Linked DNA regions of Homo sapiens: region 2 is linked to region 1. The links are chromatin contacts, found by Hi-C or POLR2A ChIA-PET in ENCODE. All regions are on one chromosome and are shown on one strand. The core of a region is the stretch at or near the end of the contact, and the rest is flanking DNA. Distances in the headings are between cores, read along the strand shown. Region 1 holds the start of SERPING1 (serpin family G member 1). Region 2 holds the start of SELENOH (selenoprotein H).

The links. Hi-C counts contacts between places; a loop is a spot of excess contacts on that map. ChIA-PET counts read pairs that join two places held with the same protein, here RNA polymerase II (POLR2A). Pooled maps may share reads with other maps.
Region 2: a pooled map shows a loop between it and region 1 (6-fold over the local background). The contact joins the promoter of SELENOH here to the promoter of SERPING1 in region 1. A Hi-C loop is called at or near these places in 4 of 50 pooled maps. POLR2A ChIA-PET finds 5 or more read pairs at or near these places in 4 of 52 experiments (Caco-2, H1, HepG2 and 1 more).

What each region holds. Positions count from the first base shown.
Region 1 is chr11:57,594,841-57,599,189 of GRCh38, reverse strand. SERPING1 (serpin family G member 1) reads right to left here and starts at 1,505. Exons shown (of 8, transcript NM_000062.3): 1 at 1,468-1,505; 2 at 869-941. The coding sequence starts at 919.
Region 2 is chr11:57,738,219-57,742,740 of GRCh38, reverse strand. SELENOH (selenoprotein H) reads right to left here and starts at 1,250. Exons shown (of 4, transcript NM_170746.4): 1 at 1,024-1,250; 2 at 787-932; 3 at 494-624. The coding sequence starts at 1,145. The coding sequence ends at 524. It overlaps TMX2 (thioredoxin related transmembrane protein 2), which reads right to left. Exons shown (of 8, transcript NM_015959.4): 4 at 4,311-4,387; 5 at 3,971-4,077; 6 at 3,702-3,767; 7 at 3,481-3,610; 8 at 1,768-2,642. The coding sequence ends at 2,496. The region is part of intron 2 of TMX2-CTNND1 (TMX2-CTNND1 readthrough (NMD candidate)); the gene reads right to left. RefSeq lists enhancers at 739-908, 1,059-1,108, 1,429-1,548.

The DNA of each region.
Region 1 (4,349 bases), core at 256-2,755:
AAATGCGCAGGGTAGCCCCTCAGCAATGAATTATCCAGCCCCAATGTCAACAGATCCTCCACTGAGAAACCACGCATTAGCTCCATTTCACAGGTAGAGAAACTCATACCGACACATATTAACTAGTCCAGGGTCTCACAGAAATGGGAGAAACAGCTAGGGGTCAAAACAAGGTCTCTGATTCCAAACTCCCTGCTCATAACTACATCATCTGCTGAGTATGTGATACCAACTTGCGCGTGCACACACACACACACGCACATACACACACCCCTACCTACCTTTCTCCTGGGATCCTGCACTTCTTAGCCTTATTTCTAGTCCATGACCTCCCAGACCACTGGGACCTCTCACTGCTATTGACCCCCACCCAGACCCACGTATGTTTGCTACCATTCTTCCCTGTCTTCACAGGCCCTAGCCTGGGACCACCGTCTGTGTCACAGCAGCCAAACCTCTCCTCCCCACAGCTCTTTTCTACAACAAACTCTTGCTTTGATATCACAAAATGCTTCCCATCTCCTTGCCCTATGTGATCCTCCTGCCAAGCCTGCTTGGTGGACAGGGTGGGATCTGTTTATTCAACATTTTATAAATCAGGAGGAGTAGGCTGAGAAAAGTGACGTCCTCAGGACCACGCTGCGCAGCTCCTACATGGCCCGCCAAGATTAGAACTTGCATCTGTCTGAGTCCTGAGCTCTTTCCACCATCTACGAGTGCGTGTGCAAGGATCACACTCAATGATCCCAAGAGGAGCTCTCCTCATTCCCCGGAGCCTGAAGGGTTAATCCTCAGCCACCGCCCGCACCCCGCACCATCCCGCCTCCCGTCTCCACCCCCGTCCCCCATCCCACAAGGGACCACATACCCCAGCCAGCAGCAGCAGCAGGAGGGTCAGCAGGGTCAGCCTGGAGGCCATCTGGGCGGCGACGTCAGCGGACCTGCGGAGCCAGCCAGCCTCGGAGCCAGCTCCCACCCTGGGAGCCCAGGGGCCCCCACCCCGCCCGGGGCCCGCCCCCATTCCGTCTCAGGCCCCAGTCCCTCTTAGCGAATTCCCTCCTCCTCCCTCCTGGGGCCACCTTCTCCCTGGCTCCTCCCTCTGTTTTGTTTTCCCCAAACCGCTTCCCTTTCCCGGCACCGGCTGGCCCTTCCTCTCCCCGTGGGCCCGGGTCTCTGTCCATCTGTTCAGTCGGAGGGGAGGTGGTGGGAGGGGGAGGGGGTCCTGCTTTAACCAAACAATGAGGCCAGAGGCGTGGGGGAGGGGAGGTCCTGGGGGGCTGAGCACAACAGGCCTGAGGCGGGAGGGGCTGGGGTAGGAGGAGGCAGAAGTCCCAGGTGGAAGCAAGCCTATAGAGACCCCCGAGATCAAGGCGGGCAGGAAGGCGGGGGTGAGGAGACCCCCTCCCTAGACCTCTTCACTCCATGCTTTCCACCCTACTCCCCACCCCTGCCCAGCACCAAACCTACTCCAAACTTCTGGTCACCAGGCAGCTCCAGTGCAGACTGAGTAGAGAGTCCCCCAGGGTCAGGGAGGGTGGGGTGCGGGGGGGGCAGTCTTAGCTATTGGCTGGCCCGGGACACTGCCCAGTTACAAATTAAGGAAGATTGATCGCTGGTGTGAGTTCCTGTAAATCAGGATGGGACGGAATGGGACTGACCGCTTGGTCTTCTTTGTGGGCCAGGCCAGGAATTTAGCCCAAATCCCCTGGTAGGTGGGGTGAACGGGGAAGCTTGGGTGCAGTTCTCAGCTTTACACAACCAAAGCTTCCCCCGCGTCTTCATGAGTAACAATAAAAACAGCATGTACACAAAATGTGCTCCGCAGTTTTTAAAGGAATGAACTTTTTGGAAATTGCTCACCTCCGTTATTCCTCAAAGTAACCCTTTGTGCCCCATTGTACCCATTTGATAGTTAAGATACTGAGCCTTAGAGCAGTGAAATGTCGGGCCCTGATCACCCTCATTTGGAGAAGTATTCTGAAGCCTAATCCCTGCTCCCATCTCCCCTGTGCCCTGTAGGTGTTCTGCCATTTTTGCTCGTAGAGACCCATAATCAGTAGTTCTTTGTATAACAGACAACGGATGTGAGGCACCCAGCTCAACAAGCATTCAACCTAATTAAAAAAAAAAAAAAAAAAAAAGCTAGCCGGGCACGGTGGCTCACGCCTGTAATCCCAGCACTTTGGGAGGCCGAGGTGGGTGGATCACTTGAGGTCAGGAGTTTGAGACCACTCTGGCCAATATGGGGAAACCCCGTTTCCGCTAAAAGTACAAAAATTAGCTGGGCAGTGCAGGCGCGCACATGTAGTCCCAGCTACTAGGGAGGCTGAGGCACAATCACTTGAATCTGGGAGGCAGAGGTTGCAGTGAGCTGAAATTGCACCACTGCACTCCAGCCTGGGTGACAGAGCAAGACTGTCTCAAAAAACAAATAACTAACTAAATAAATATTTAAAAACTTGAAAGCTGGGGTGTATGTGTTTGCGACTAGGGCTCCACAATAGACCTGGCTGGCTGTGTGAGCCAGCAAGTTGCTTTCCCCCTTGACGTCTGGCTGTCCTCGAAATCTGGCTGTCCTCGACATCTAGCTGTCCTCTCAGCATTGCCAGATAAAACACACGAAGTAGGCAGGCCTGGGGGTTCATACCTGTAATCCCAGCCTTTTAGGAGACTGAGGCAGGAGGATCCCTTGAGCCCAGGAGTTCAAGGCTGCAGTTAGCATTGATCATGCCACTGCACTCCAGCCTGGGCAACAGAGTAAGACACTTGCTGTCTCTAAAAAAAAAAAAAAAAACTTACATTGGGATATACTTATGGTAAAAATGCTTACATTGGAATATACTTATGGTAAAATAAATTTTGTTGTCATTGTTGTGTATCTGAAATTCAAATATAATTGGCATTTTGTATTTTTGCTAAATCTGATAACTCTGCCTCATCTGCAAAACAAACAGGTTGTCTCTGATGACCTAATATAGCTATCATGTTCTATCGTCATCTCACTGCAGGCCTATCCTCTGGCTGTGTTTGGAGCATTCAGGAAAGTTTGCTGCTAGCACCAGAACTGCTACTCTAAGGGACTGACCAAGGACAGAAACAGGAGAATATTTGTGTGTCTCCTCGGGGGTCCTTGGACAAGACCCAGAAAGAGTCTTCCCCAGCTTTGTGCTTTATTCTCTGAAGCCACTTGGGAACCTCCTAAACCATGGGAAAGTTATATAACATCAGAGCCATCGTTTGAACAGCTGCACACAAAACAACGTTTCTCCATCCCCAGTGCTCAAGCTGGTGGGCTCAAAGGGACTATGAGCTTGTGGATTCTGGGAAATGGGTCAGCCAAAGGAAAAGAAGGTGGTGGAAAGCAACCTAATTCACTGAGTGCTCACCATGCATTTACATTCATCCTCTCACTAATTCTCATCACCTATGAAGTAGGTGCTATATTAATCCCATCTTAAACAAGTTAAAATGAGGCTCAGAGAAATTAATTGATCTACCTAATATCACAAAGCCAGTAAGTGACAGAGCCAGGATGTGGACCAGGTCTGTTTGACCCAACAGTTCTTTATTAACCCTTACAAATTATTGACACACACCAGGGGCTAACCTGAAGCAGACAGCAAAGGGAATATTCTGGGTACAGCTGCAAGAGTACGATGCTTTGTGGGCCAAAGTTCCAGGGTGAAAAAGCCCCAGTGGAGAGGTTTTCCCAGCTTGTGGGTCTACCTCCTTCAGCCATCTATAATAGCTCTCTGGCCAAAGCCATTCCTGCACTCTGCACATTTAAATGATGTCTGCTTTGTGAAGTCTCCCCTGCCTGCTGAAGCTGGAGCTGAAACTGACTTAATCAGGATGTTTGCGGAATTTCTCCCTAGTGTGGATGTTGAGATATTCAATCAGTGTAAGGTTGTGAATTCAGTTCTCTTCCCACTGGGAGCAGGTCTAGGATTTCTCTGTAACAAGGACCTTTCCTTCTGGTGACTGAGGAGAGTTGAACCCACAGAATCCCTCTTCCCTCATGTTGTAGGTGCACATGGCTTCTCTCGCCTGTGAATTTCCTGATGTTGAATGAGGTACAAGTTCTCACTAAAGCTCTTCCTGTACTCAGAGCATTTTTATCAGGTTTTTTCCTAGTTGAGTCCTCTAATACTGAAGGTACAAGTTGCTGTAGCTGAACTCTCTCACATTATAGAGTGTGAAAAACTAAACACCTTTAGTTTTCCTTCTTAAGAGAAATTTTTCGGCTGGGCATGGTGGCTCATGCCTGTAATCCAGCACTTTGGGAGGCTGAGGTGGGCAGATCACTTGAGGTCAGGAGTTCGAGGTCAACCTGGCCAACATAGCAAAAC
Region 2 (4,522 bases), core at 1-2,500, 140 kb before region 1:
TCCAAATCTCACTCAACATAATAAGTGCAGAACAACATGCCAAAGCACTGTATGAAGCACTAGGGACAAAGACAAGGTCAAAATCCTTGTAACCAAATTTAATGGTATTGTAATGCAGTGTTAACACAGGACAGTAACAGAACACCCAAGAACCAAACAGAAGAGGGTAGGGATAAGCATAAATGAAGTAACATGAAATAAACTTCCAAATGGAAAACTTGTCCATACCCCCAGGGCAAGTCAACTACAGTCTCCCAAAGGACATAAATTCCACTTAGGGCACACTAGACAGAAAACAATATTGTGTCTTTTTTTTGTTTTTTGTTTTCAAATAGGGTCTCCCTGTGTTGGCCATCCACTCCTGCCTCGACCTCCCAGAGTGCTGGGATTGCAGGCGTGAGCTACCCACGCCAGGTGGGTACTTGTAGCCACACCAAGATCAATGCCTTCTCTTCCTCAACAGCGGTCGCGCCCCCCACTTCCCATTTCAAACCTCAGCATGAGGGCTTCTACCCAAATCTCCCTACGACAGGTACTTCTTCAACTCTTCCACCACCTCTTGAGGCTCAGGGAATTTGAGTTTGCGTGGGGGCCCCTTCTTAATCCCAGTCCAGAGCTCCGCACCTGAAAGGCCAGAATGAAGCGAAGTTACAATACTTCGGAACCCACGAGCACGTCTCTGAAGTCATGAGACTGCCGTGGTTTCTAAGAATAGCGCTTCCTGTCTTCGGAACCCACGTCCCTTTCACCCACGTCCCTCTCCCCCACATCCAGGTCCCCACTTACTGCTGCCGTCCGGGCGCAGCAGCGTCACCTCGAAGCTGCCCCTCCGGGGCTTCGTCGGGTTCACCTTTACTGGAAGCTCTGGGGCCTCCAGGCGCAGCGCCTGGCTCAGGGCCGCGGCGTTGCGCCCATAGACGCGTCAGCTAGTGCTAGGGAGAGACGGAGAGGTTAGAAACCGGGGCCCCTGGCCCCCCCCGGCGCCACTGTTCCCTCTCTCCCGTTACTCTCCAGGCCCCTCACCAATGCTCGATAACAACGGTCGCCTCCTCCATTCCCTCCCCGCCGTTCGCCAGCTTCTCTCGCTTCTCGGCTACGGCGACCACCGCGGCCTCAGCCTTACGCTTCCTCCCGCGGGGAGCCATGGCGCCTAGAGCCCGGCCGAGAATGCAGCGGGACTGGTGGGTGGGGGGCGGAGACGCGACCACTGAGCGGAAACTGGGCAACGAAGAGCGCAGCCCGGAAGCTCTGCTCCTACAGCGGAAACCTCTCTCAAAGGAAGGGAAAGCTTGGCCCGCAGCACCCACGTGGCCTGGAGGCGGACCTTGGGGCACAACCACTTTGCAAGCAGGGAGCGGGAAGGTGCGGGAAGCGCCTGACGGAACCACCCATCGCTTCGGGTGGAGGGGACAGGGGACGCTGGGATGGTGAACACAGCAGGAAGGGGCGGAGACTAGGTCCGACTGCTAGCCTCGCTTCGCGCAATCTTTTCTGTACCTTTGCATGGCGCTAAATGTTGTGTGCCACCATCTGCCGCCAAACTCTCCTCCCTGGCAACCGCAGGCCAATCCCAGAGTAAACCCACCACCTAACAACATGTGGCCGCTATTCTAGATTTATGGAAACTAGACTTCTCCAACTCTTGCCAGTCCTGGGGATCAATGCCCGGCATTTGGTGAAACCAAATAGGATGGCCTTTGCCCTTAAGATGGGCAATTCCTCTGCAGTTGTCAGGCTTTTCTAATACAGAAACACACAAACGCGCAATCAAAAGGAAATCCCAATCTTTTTATTACGGAAAGCCATCAACTGGGTGTGGGGAGTATGTCAGAGGGTTAGTGAAAGTCCAGGGGATTTCTCCTCCAAGTCCTACCACACAAAGGAAAGTCTCAAGCCTCTATTCACCCCTTCTCAATCCCCACAAAATAGGGGGTTGTTCAATATTGTCTTCAATGATAAAAACTTTGTGGTTAAAGGTTTCTCCTTAGGACTAGCGACAAAGTTAGGCTTATACTTTTAATGAAGACCATAAACGAAGCCAGAAGGGCTTAAGGAAGCAAGAGTCCTTGGGGGAAAATTCTTAGCGTTCTATACCCCAGCATCTTACCTTAGGGTTAAATCTAGGTCTAACCAAGCTGTGCAGGTCAACTAAGAAGGAATGATGAAACCACAGAGTTTCATGGAGAAACCATGGAGATGTCTGAATAGCTGATAAGCAGTTAACACACTGACCCAAGCTTGGAGGGAAACCATTTCCCCCTCCGTCCTATGAGATCTCTTTCTTGCTCCAGTGAAACAGTTGGCCACAGCATGGCAGGCCTTCCTGTAGGGTGCCTGACAATTCCCTAGATGCCTCTTTAAAATCAGAAGCTGCATGCTGCCCCACCCAGTCACAGCCAAAGGGAAAACATAAATAAAAGGCTGCAGCCTCAGGCTTGTGGTTATGGAAAGAGCCTGGAATTGACAGGAGAGGAAGCACTGCCAAAGTGAGGATCTTATTTATCCTTCTTGTTTTCCCCATCTGACACTGTGGTGGGGGTTGAAGCCACAGGCTGCTCCTCAGGGATATTGTCTCCAGCCTTTGATAGTTTCTTGGCCCGCTGGTATAGCTCATTTAAGTTAAATTCTCGGATCACATTCTCCTGCACAAAAGAGATGCACACGTCAGGATCTGGGTTGGAAGGGAGAGTAAAGAGCCTGGGAAGTAAGAGGTATTTTACACAAAGTCTGGGAAAGGAAGGAGTAAGCAAAGGACAAAAATCTTCCCTAACCTTCCTCTTTTTTAGGTACCCAGAAAAGTCAACTAATAGTTAAATACCCATTATGTGCCAATCACCGTGCCAAGAATTATACCTAAATTATTTAATGTAATCTGCAAAACAACCCTGTAAGCCAGGGGTTATTACCTCCAATTAACTGACAGGGAACCTAACACCTACAGACAATAGGTGCAGTGGCCTTCGAGACAGAATCTTTTTTTTTTTTTCCTGATGGAGTCTCTTGTTGCCCAGGCTGGACCGCAATGGTGCAATCTCAGCTCACTGCAACCTCCACCTCCCGGGTTCAAGCGATTCTCCTGCCTCAGCCTCCCAAATAGCTGGCATTATAGGCATGCGCCACCACACTCGGCTATTTTTGTATTTTTAGTAGACACGGGGTTTCTCCATGTTGGTCAGGCTGGTCTCAAACTCCTGACCTCAGGTGATCTGCCAGCCTCGGCCTCCCAAAGTGCTGGGATTACAGGCGTGAGCCACCGTGCCTGGCCTGAGACCAAATCTTAACTAATGATTGTTACCCAGTACTAGCAGGTCTGCACATAATATATATTTGCTAAATGAATTAAAACATGAGGTCTAGTAACTAGTCCACACCCTCAAAGCTAATGGGCAAGTGGCAGAGCTGTGAATCAAACCCGGGTAGGGCTTGAAAGCCCACCTACTGTTCTGCACCCTTCATGCACCTGCCCTTCCTTTCAGGTACCTCAGAGAAGGTCCATGAGACAGCCCGTCCTTTCTTGTCAATCTGTGGCCGCCGCATTGCCTCCTTGCCACCTTGGAACAGGATCAGGGTAGGGAGTTGCTTGGTGAGGGGTGATGTGCTCACTTTGTACCTGCAGGGCCCAGAAAGTTCTCTAAATGTCCCTGTATGTATCACTCAAAGTGATTTCCCTGCTCAGACCCTCTGCCCAGGTCTTTACATACCGCGTACTAACATCAGTATAGCGTCCAACATCCACCTTCCCAAAATTTAGCCCTGTACAGTTGTATCTGAAAAGAATATATTATTTAATATGCTGAAAAAAAATAATGGATCAAGGAAAGTGGAAGTATAGATATTTAAGAGGGGAGAGGGAGATGCCTTTGGTTACCATGTGTGAAAATCAAGGCCAAAAGAAAAAGAAAAGCCAAAAACAGTGAGAGGGAAGGCACAGCATCTCCATTTCCACCATCCCTCCCTTTGCACTACTCACTTAAGGGAGAGGTCAGCATAGATAGGGGCAAATGATTGGCAGTCATTAGACCAATTGGCAAAGAACTCCACAATCCAAGTGACCCTCTTGTCCCGTTCTAGTTCCTCCTGCCAAATACAGGGAAGAAAAGTCAGCTGGATCCACATAGCCTCCTGGGAAGGTTCAGACTTTAGCATCTAATTCCTCATCCTGGTGTTCCCTCTCCCCCGGCTCTCATAATGAACCACAGTGCCCGTGACATCCATTTTGAAGCACTGTTGTTCCTCCTAGTGAATGGAGAGCACAACTACAAAATCACCCACAAGGGACCCAAGAAACAGAAAGGGGAAAGAGCACTCACATCAATGGTTTTATCATTGAAGTACTTGATATACTCAGGGCCCATATATAGGGGGGGTTTGCACGTCATCAGGAACACTAAATACAGAAAGAAGATGTCGAAGGAAACATAAAAAGCCTTACACAGGGAATTTACTTCCAAACCAACCCAAGGATTTCAGCCCCCAAATAATACACACTTGTGGATATATGTAGACCACCAACACATTCCCT